2 separate regions of the Mus musculus genome follow, and region 1 is linked to region 2. The links are chromatin contacts, found by POLR2A ChIA-PET in ENCODE. All regions are on one chromosome and are shown on one strand. Each heading gives the region's core, a stretch centred on a gene start or an enhancer-like site at or near the end of the contact. The rest is flanking DNA. Distances are from core to core; before and after follow the strand shown.

Evidence for each region. ChIA-PET counts read pairs that join two places held with the same protein, here RNA polymerase II (POLR2A).
Region 1: POLR2A ChIA-PET joins it to region 2 with 18 read pairs in Patski. The contact joins the promoter of Ier5l here to the promoter of Crat in region 2. POLR2A ChIA-PET finds 5 or more read pairs at or near these places in 4 of 5 experiments (Patski and embryonic stem cell).

The regions. Positions count from the first base shown.
Region 1 is chr2:30,472,338-30,476,088 of GRCm38, reverse strand. It overlaps Ier5l (immediate early response 5-like), which reads left to right and starts at 1,890. Exons shown (of 1, transcript NM_030244.3): 1 at 1,890-3,458. The coding sequence starts at 2,078. The coding sequence ends at 3,298. Gm31291 (a long non-coding RNA gene) reads right to left here and starts at 1,781. Exons shown (of 7, transcript XR_003954013.1): 1 at 1,615-1,781; 2 at 811-1,014.
Region 2 is chr2:30,413,691-30,417,288 of GRCm38, reverse strand. It overlaps Crat (carnitine acetyltransferase), which reads left to right and starts at 1,541. Exons shown (of 14, transcript NM_007760.3): 1 at 1,541-1,977. The coding sequence starts at 1,951. It overlaps Ptpa (protein phosphatase 2 protein activator), which reads right to left and starts at 1,239. Exons shown (of 10, transcript NM_138748.5): 1 at 957-1,239. The coding sequence starts at 987.

The DNA.
Region 1 (3,751 bases), core at 641-3,140, 58 kb before region 2:
ATGGATGGGGCAGGGGCATTACATCATTCATCAGGAGCTAGGCCTGAGGAAGTGTACTCGGCCCCACTAACATATTTCCAGGCACCTACAGAACTCGGTTCAAATCCCGCCACCACCTCTTTCAAGTCTCAAGTTTCTTCACTAAATACTGGGAAAAGACAGCATCCATTGTGAGCCGCAGACTCCCCCAGTTCCAGCTCAGTCCTCCTGGCTGTAGGAGCATCCCGCTCCCTTCCTGAACCTGTAAGCTTCTGAGATATTCAGGTGGGCAGAGATACGGCTTTATACCCCCAGGATGCATGAGGTTACATCCCCAATGCCACCACGTGTGCTTGTTCTGAGGTTCCAGCCTCAGCCCCACAACGTAATCCTGGCCTTGCTGACACAGGGTGAGAAGAGCTGTTCTAACAGTTACATGTCCCCAGATGGTGCGGACGGAGCAGAGCACTGTGCCCAGAGCCTGTGGTCTTAGACAAAGCCTCTTTGGAGCTAGTGACTACGCCTCCTCATCTGAAAACCTGAGCAAACTGTCCCCCGCTTTTGACACTTGCCACCACTTACAGAAACAATTGGTGAGTGGTTTTCTTGAGACATTGGCCAAGGGGCAGAGTTGCTGAGAGGGTCCAAAGACAGAGGGTTTCAGAAGAGCCCCACTCCCCCCCCCCCATCCCCCAGTCCCACTCAAGGGCCCAGCCCTGGACTCTGCCTGGGCCAATTTTCTGACCTAAGTACTAAAAGGAACCTTAAACGCGGTGGATGAGGCTTGCGGCTGGCATCTTGGGCCCCCCACACCCACCCTTGCCCTCTTACTCTCTTTAAGCTTCTCAGTACAAGGGGACTCTCAGGCATCTTCTCTCTTTTCTGCTCTCTGTCCTCAATTGGTCAGTAGATAACTCAGAATAAGAATCTAAAAGTGGAGAAGTCCTTGGCCTGGGTACTCCTGGGGCTCAGGGTAAGGACCAAAACTTAACAGGTTGCTCCACTCAAGCGGTCTCAAGCTTGGCCTCCAAGAACCTTAAAGGGAGAAATTCAGACTTTTCTGGTAAGAGATCCAAGCTAGGCACTTAGGGCTTCTATTGTCATTGATATTAAGTCAGGAAAGAAGAGGTCTCCCAAAAGAGGAGGAAGCTTGGGGCGGGTTCATAGCCCAAACCCCCACCCCCACCCCCCACCCAGGCAGTCTCACGATCACAAAGCTTCTCTACTAGAGATCAAAAATCACTGGGATTTGAGTCAAACAGAAAGAGAGGCCCTTCCGTGACCATTCCCAGAGGCCCCTGGGCTAACACATCAGGTAATCAGGCCCCAAACCCTCTCTTCCAAGACAGCACTCTAGTTCTCAGGTGCGCCCCCCACTCAGCTTTTCTTGGAAGAAGGCTCAGCTCGCCCAGGTTGCCCCCGGCCGTGGCAGGTGGAAAAGAGGAGGCGCCGCGTGGCTCGAAGCGGGGGAACCGCGCGCACCTGCCGCAGGTGAGGCCCAACCATGCGGAAGGGGGCGGAGCCATCTCCGCTGCGCTCAGGTGAGCCGACCCCCAGCTCGCAGGAGCCACGTCCAGGAAAGCTACGAATTTCGACGTGGCTCCCAAGAGGCGACCCAAAGCTGAGAGAGACTACCTCGGAGGCTCCTAGTCCCACGAGGTGCCGCGGCCCCAGGAGAACATTCGAGGCAACGGCGGCGTTGGAGGCCCGGGGTCCGTTCGTTATTTGAATAGCACAAAGGAACCGCCTTGGTCTGATTGGCCAGTCAAGTGGTCCCGGGGAGGGCAGTGGCTGTCAGTCGGAAGGCTCTACACGCTTCTATTGGCTAATCTACAGTGGGGCGGGGCGCTGCTGCCCAGCTAAATAGTTGGGGCCGGGGCCGGCGGAGGCTCATTGCTTTGGCGCCGTCTGGGGAGCGTGAGCCTGCGGGTGGCGCGCAACGCATGGTGGCGACTTCTCTCGGAGTGTCGCCGACCCGCCGACCCGGGCTCGGTTCCCTGTGCCTGGCTCGCCCGGGCGACCAACTGGAGACACACGCAAGGAGCAGCATTCGCAGCACCAGAGGCGGCTGCTCCGCCGCCCGCGTCTCCGCGGGAGCATGGAGTGCGCCCTGGACGCCCAGAGCCTGATCAGCATCTCCCTGCGCAAGATCCACAGCTCCCGGACCCAGCGCGGCGGCATCAAGCTGCACAAGAACCTCCTGGTGTCCTACGTGCTCCGCAACGCGCGCCAGCTCTACCTGAGCGAGCGTTACGCCGAGCTCTACCGGCGCCAGCAGCAGCAGCAGCAACAGCAGCCGCCCCACCACCAGCACCAGCACCTCGCTTACGCGGCGCCCGGAATGCCGGCCAGCGCGGCCGACTTCGGCCCGCTCCAACTTGGCGGCGGCGGGGACGCGGAGGCGCGCGAGCCGGTTGCCCGGCACCAGCTGCACCAGCTCCACCAGCTTCACCAGCTGCACCTCCAGCAGCAGCTGCACCAACACCAACACCCGGCGCCCAGGGGCTGCACGGCGGCGGCGCCGGTGGCGGTGGCCGGGGCGCCCGCGGGCTGCGCGGGGGCGCTCTCGGAGCTGCCCGGGTGCGCTGCGCTCCAGCCGCCGCACGGCGCGCCCCACCGCGGGCAGCACTTGGAGCCGCTGCAGCCGGGTCCCGCGCCGCTGCCGCCGCCCGCGCCCGCCGCGCTCTGCCCGCGGGACCCTCGCGTCCCGGCCGCTTGCTCTGCGCCCTCGGTGCTTCCGGGGGCTGCCCCTTCGACCGTCGCTGCCTCCTCTCCGCCCGCCTCTACAGCCCCTTCCTCATCCACTGGCTTCTACCGGGGCGCGTACCCGGCCCCCTCGGACTTCGGCGTGCACTGCAGCAGCCAGACCACCGTGCTGGACCTGGACACTCACGTGGTGACCACGGTAGAAAACGGCTACTTGCACCAGGACTGCTGCGCCTCCGCCCACTGCCCCTGCTGTGGCCAGGGCGCTCCGGGACCCGGTCTGGCGTCCGCCGCTGGTTGCAAGCGCAAGTATTACCCTGGCCAGGAGGAAGAGGACGACGAAGAGGACGCGGGCGACCTGGGAGCCGAGCCCCCCGGGGGTACCCCATTCGCCCCCTGTAAGCGCGCCCGCTTCGAGGACTTCTGCCCGGACTCGTCCCCGGACGCGTCCAACATCTCAAACTTGATCTCCATCTTTGGCTCGGGCTTCTCGGGGCTGGTGAGCCGACAGCCGGACTCCTCGGAGCAGCCGCCGCCGCTCAACGGGCAGCTGTGCGCCAAGCAGGCGCTCGCCAGCCTCGGCGCCTGGACTCGAGCCATTGTCGCCTTCTAGGGACCCCCGAGGGCATGGGGACCCTGGGCCCCGCGGGGCTGGGGCCAGACAAAGACTCGGCCAAGGGGCGATAGGGAGCGAGCGGGTCCTGGCCACTCGGGGCTGAGCTGGGGACGAGCAGAGGCTGATGTTTTATAAATTGTAAAATAAAAAAAAAAAATCTAAAAATCTTGGACTTTATTTTTGCAGAGAAAAAGCGCCTATTTAAGTATGCTTTGTGTTTCTCTTACTCTTTTCCCCCCCTTTTTATTGTACTGATTGCAGTGGTGTTTAGCGAGGAGCCTGCCACGTGAGGCAGGGCTGCTGCCCGGAGGAGGTGCCCGGCCGCCGGGGGCGAGGCTGGGTGCCCGGGCGCGCCAGGGGCGCAACGCAGGAGGGCGCGGGGCCCCGGACGCCGATTCTAATCAGTTGTCAAGAGCCGGGAAGCCCGACGTTCCGCTCTCCTGAGTGCCT
Region 2 (3,598 bases), core at 292-2,791:
TTCTGAGTTCGAGGCCAGCCTGGTCTACAGAGTGAGTTCCAGGACAGCCAGAGCTTCACAGAGAAACCCTGTCTCGAAAAACAAAAACAAAACAAACAAAAACGACACATTCATAGAGATTTTGTATAACTTAAAATAAATGTCTGGTTTTGAATTCCACGTGTTCATATATTTAGGGGGGGGGCGCCACAAAAATGGTGCTTCTTTTGATTTTCAAATTTTCTTCCTCCTGAGACTTTCTTTGGGACCACAAAAAAGGAAGTGTGGTGGAAGGTACATCAAACACTATCAAAGTACGAGCTGAGTTTAGCCAACCTAGCCACTCTGTAAGAATTTTCCAGTCCTTCTTAACTACACGGAGTCAGCAAACTGCTTTCTCCTCCTCCAGGAAAGGGGGTCTCTACTGGAGCATCTGGCCTCTGTCTCTGCCCTAGTTACTTGAGATGGACCACAACGAGGCCACAGTGTAAATAAAAGTTACAGACGACGATGCCACCAACCCTCTCATTTTGTACAAACAGCCTCTTAAAATTAGTGGTTTAGACACCGTGGGCAGTTTCTCTCAATTAACTCTGCAGATACTGAAACCCCCAGAGCCAAGCCTGCAGGACGGAAGGAGGGACGGAGGGAGGGAAGACATGCAGGGTGGGCAGGACATGCATGAAGGAGCCTGGCGTCCGAGCGAGGCCCAGGTCCACCCGAGCGGAGTCTCATAAAGAACGCAGCCTCCTGGATCCCTCTCGCCCCGACCCCAGGCAACTCTGCCCCCAGGTCCAGAGCCTTTCCCCTGACCGCGCTCTGCCCGCCCGCCCTGGCCGGGTCGCCCTCACCGCCACCCGCCTGCAGCCCAGGCCGTCAGCCCTGCCTCCTCCGTCCCCAGAGCTCCTCAGACTCGGGAGACCCCCCGAGCCACACCCCTTTCCCACCCGCACGCCCGGGCCCTCCAACCGCCCTACCTGGCGGCGGCTGCCGCTCGCCCTCGGCCATCTTCTCCGTGAGGAGCCGGAGCGGATGCTCGCCGGTCCCTCTCAATGTTCACCCCGCAGCTCTCCCCGGCTCCGCCAAGCTTCCAGCAGGGAAATGAGCGCTGACTGGCTAGGACCGGAAGCCGAGAATTACAGTCACTCGCGCGAAGGCGGCAGCCATGCCGGTGCGAGGCACTCAGGGAGCATGCCCACCAACGGCCGTCTCGCGGCGGCCGCGCCGACCGAGGCAGCGGCCATCTTGGTGCGGGGCGCCGAGGAGCATGCGCACTAACGGCTGCCGCCTGCAAGCCAACTGCGGCGCTGGCAGCCATGTTTGTGCGGGGCGTCGGGTTCTGTTTGCTTGTTTGTTTGTTTGTTTGTTTGTTTTGGTGAGGGGTGATGGAGGGAATAGGTATGGCAGCAGTATTCTTGCGGAGCAAGGCCACCTGTCATCTTCTTTGTGCATGCCTCCACCCAAGCAATCTGAGACAGTCCCCAGTCAACAGTTGTGTTCTCCTGCCATTCCTAGAGTGACGTTCAAGGACACCAGTCAGACTTGAACGCACGTGACCGCCTCGACAGCTAAGGTGGCTTTCGGAGGCGGAGAGCACGAGCGGGACAGCGCCTACCGTTGTGACCCCGTGACGGGAGCCCAGCGCCGGGCTGCTAACAGCTGAGCTAGAGGTCCGTCTCCGCAAGCCCCGCCCTCTGCGGCCACTCCCCGGCTTGGGCCCACCCCGAGATCGGGGCGAGCGGCCGGGGACTGCGAGCCACCAAAGCTCCGCCCCGTGAGTCCTGCCCCACCGGCAGCCCGCCGGGCCCGGTGGCCGCGGGGCCGCCTCTACTGGCTAGCGGCAGTGACTCGGCGACCTTGAACCTAGAACCGGAGCCGCGAACCCACTGACCCCAGCACCCCAGCAGTGGCGCAGTCTTTACCCAGCGCGAGGGGCGGAGCGGACCAAGTGTCCGCAAACAGACTGGGACGATGTTAGCCTTTGCTGCCAGAACCGTGGTGAGTTCGCCCAGCAGGGCCATGGACGGGACAAGACGGGCGGGCCTCCAGCAACGGTCAAGAAAACCCCAGACCGGCTGGTAGGGTGCGATCTGCAAGGTGGATAAAGGAGACCAGGTAAGGGGTGGGTTCGATCCCAGAAGAAGACTGAGAAACCTAGGTTCAAGTCTTTTGTACCTTTCCACTCCACTCCTCCCTAATGCTCCCAGTTATTCGGACTCAGACACCTGTCGGGGCTACTGGTTAGAGAGCTCAGCCCTAGGCTATGCTTCTGCCCGACTAGAGCCACTTCTCCAAGCCTACCCAGTCTCCTTGAGTTCATCAGATGCCCACCCTCCCCATTGCATATTGCTAAGAGAACCTCAGGTGGAGACTAGTACTGAAAATCCCCCAAACAGGCAGGAGGAGGCAGGAGGTGGCAGGCTGCCCCTCACCATCCTTATCTAAAGCAGCTATCCTAATGGTGAGCTCCTGTCCTCTCTGATTCAGGCTGTCTATCCAGCTGTGAACTGGACTGCCCTGTCAGACACTGGGTTGGCAGCTAAGACTGAGATTCTACTAAGAGTCCTGGCAGCACCTGAGACCCTCCTCCAAGTCGTCCCGCCTTCCGTCACCCTCTGGGACCACCTTACTGCATAAGCATTTTAATGCTAGGGAGACTGAAACAAGGAGACAATCAAATCCCATGGTTGTGCTAATAAACTGAGCCCAAATGGGGTCTTTTGGCTTATTACTCACAGCAGAAGCACAAAAGTGTATTTCCCCCACTATTGATCCCAACCTGGATGATCCAGAACTCATTTAGAAAAAACAAACAAACCACCAAAAGAGGGGTGGCCACCAAGGCCCTGAGGTCTGGAAGGGAAACAGCTGGGCAGGTGTGTGGCAATCGTTGGTTGTCCACTAGTGGCCCTTCCCTGGCATCTCCTGTCTTGCACCATTCCCAAGCAGGGCTGATTTCAGGGCCACAGGTTAGCGGCCAGCCTGTTTCCACCCTCCAGCCAAGTTTTCCCACATCAAAAAGATCTATGAAGATTTTGACAGGTGGATTTTTTAATACCTCTCTTGGCTTGCCTCCCTGGCACTGGGCCCATCTAAAGAAGACAGGAGAGAGCTCCCAGTCTCCTCTTACCTCAGTACCTACTTCCAGCCCACTTACCTGCCTTACTCCTCCTCTTCTGGAGGCTAGCGAGAGGCAGAGCGGCATCTGCAGCCCCACAGCTACCACTGCTCCAGCCTTAGATGCTACCACGCCAGTGGCTACTGCCTCACCACCCTTCACGCCTGAATTGTGAGTCTTGTCTTCTCTTTCCAGTCCAGGCAGGTGGCCGCTCTTGCTAGTTTCTGCTCATCCAATTGGTAGCACAGTTAGGCTTAGAGGTCCAGCCCAGGCAGACAGACAGGGCTCACATCCTCAGTCCTGCCATGGAGGACGAGCAGCAGAGAGAGAAGGTATGGAATGGCGCTACTGCCGCTTGCCTGCCACTGTGCCAGCAGCCTGGGCCCTTCCTGTCTTGCTTTCTGCCACCTCCAGAGTCTCCGGGACTCCCTCTTCCTGCCTCTCTCTGCCACCTCTCATCCTCCATGCCAGGCCACTCAGCGCTCTTGCTGCAGCACTACC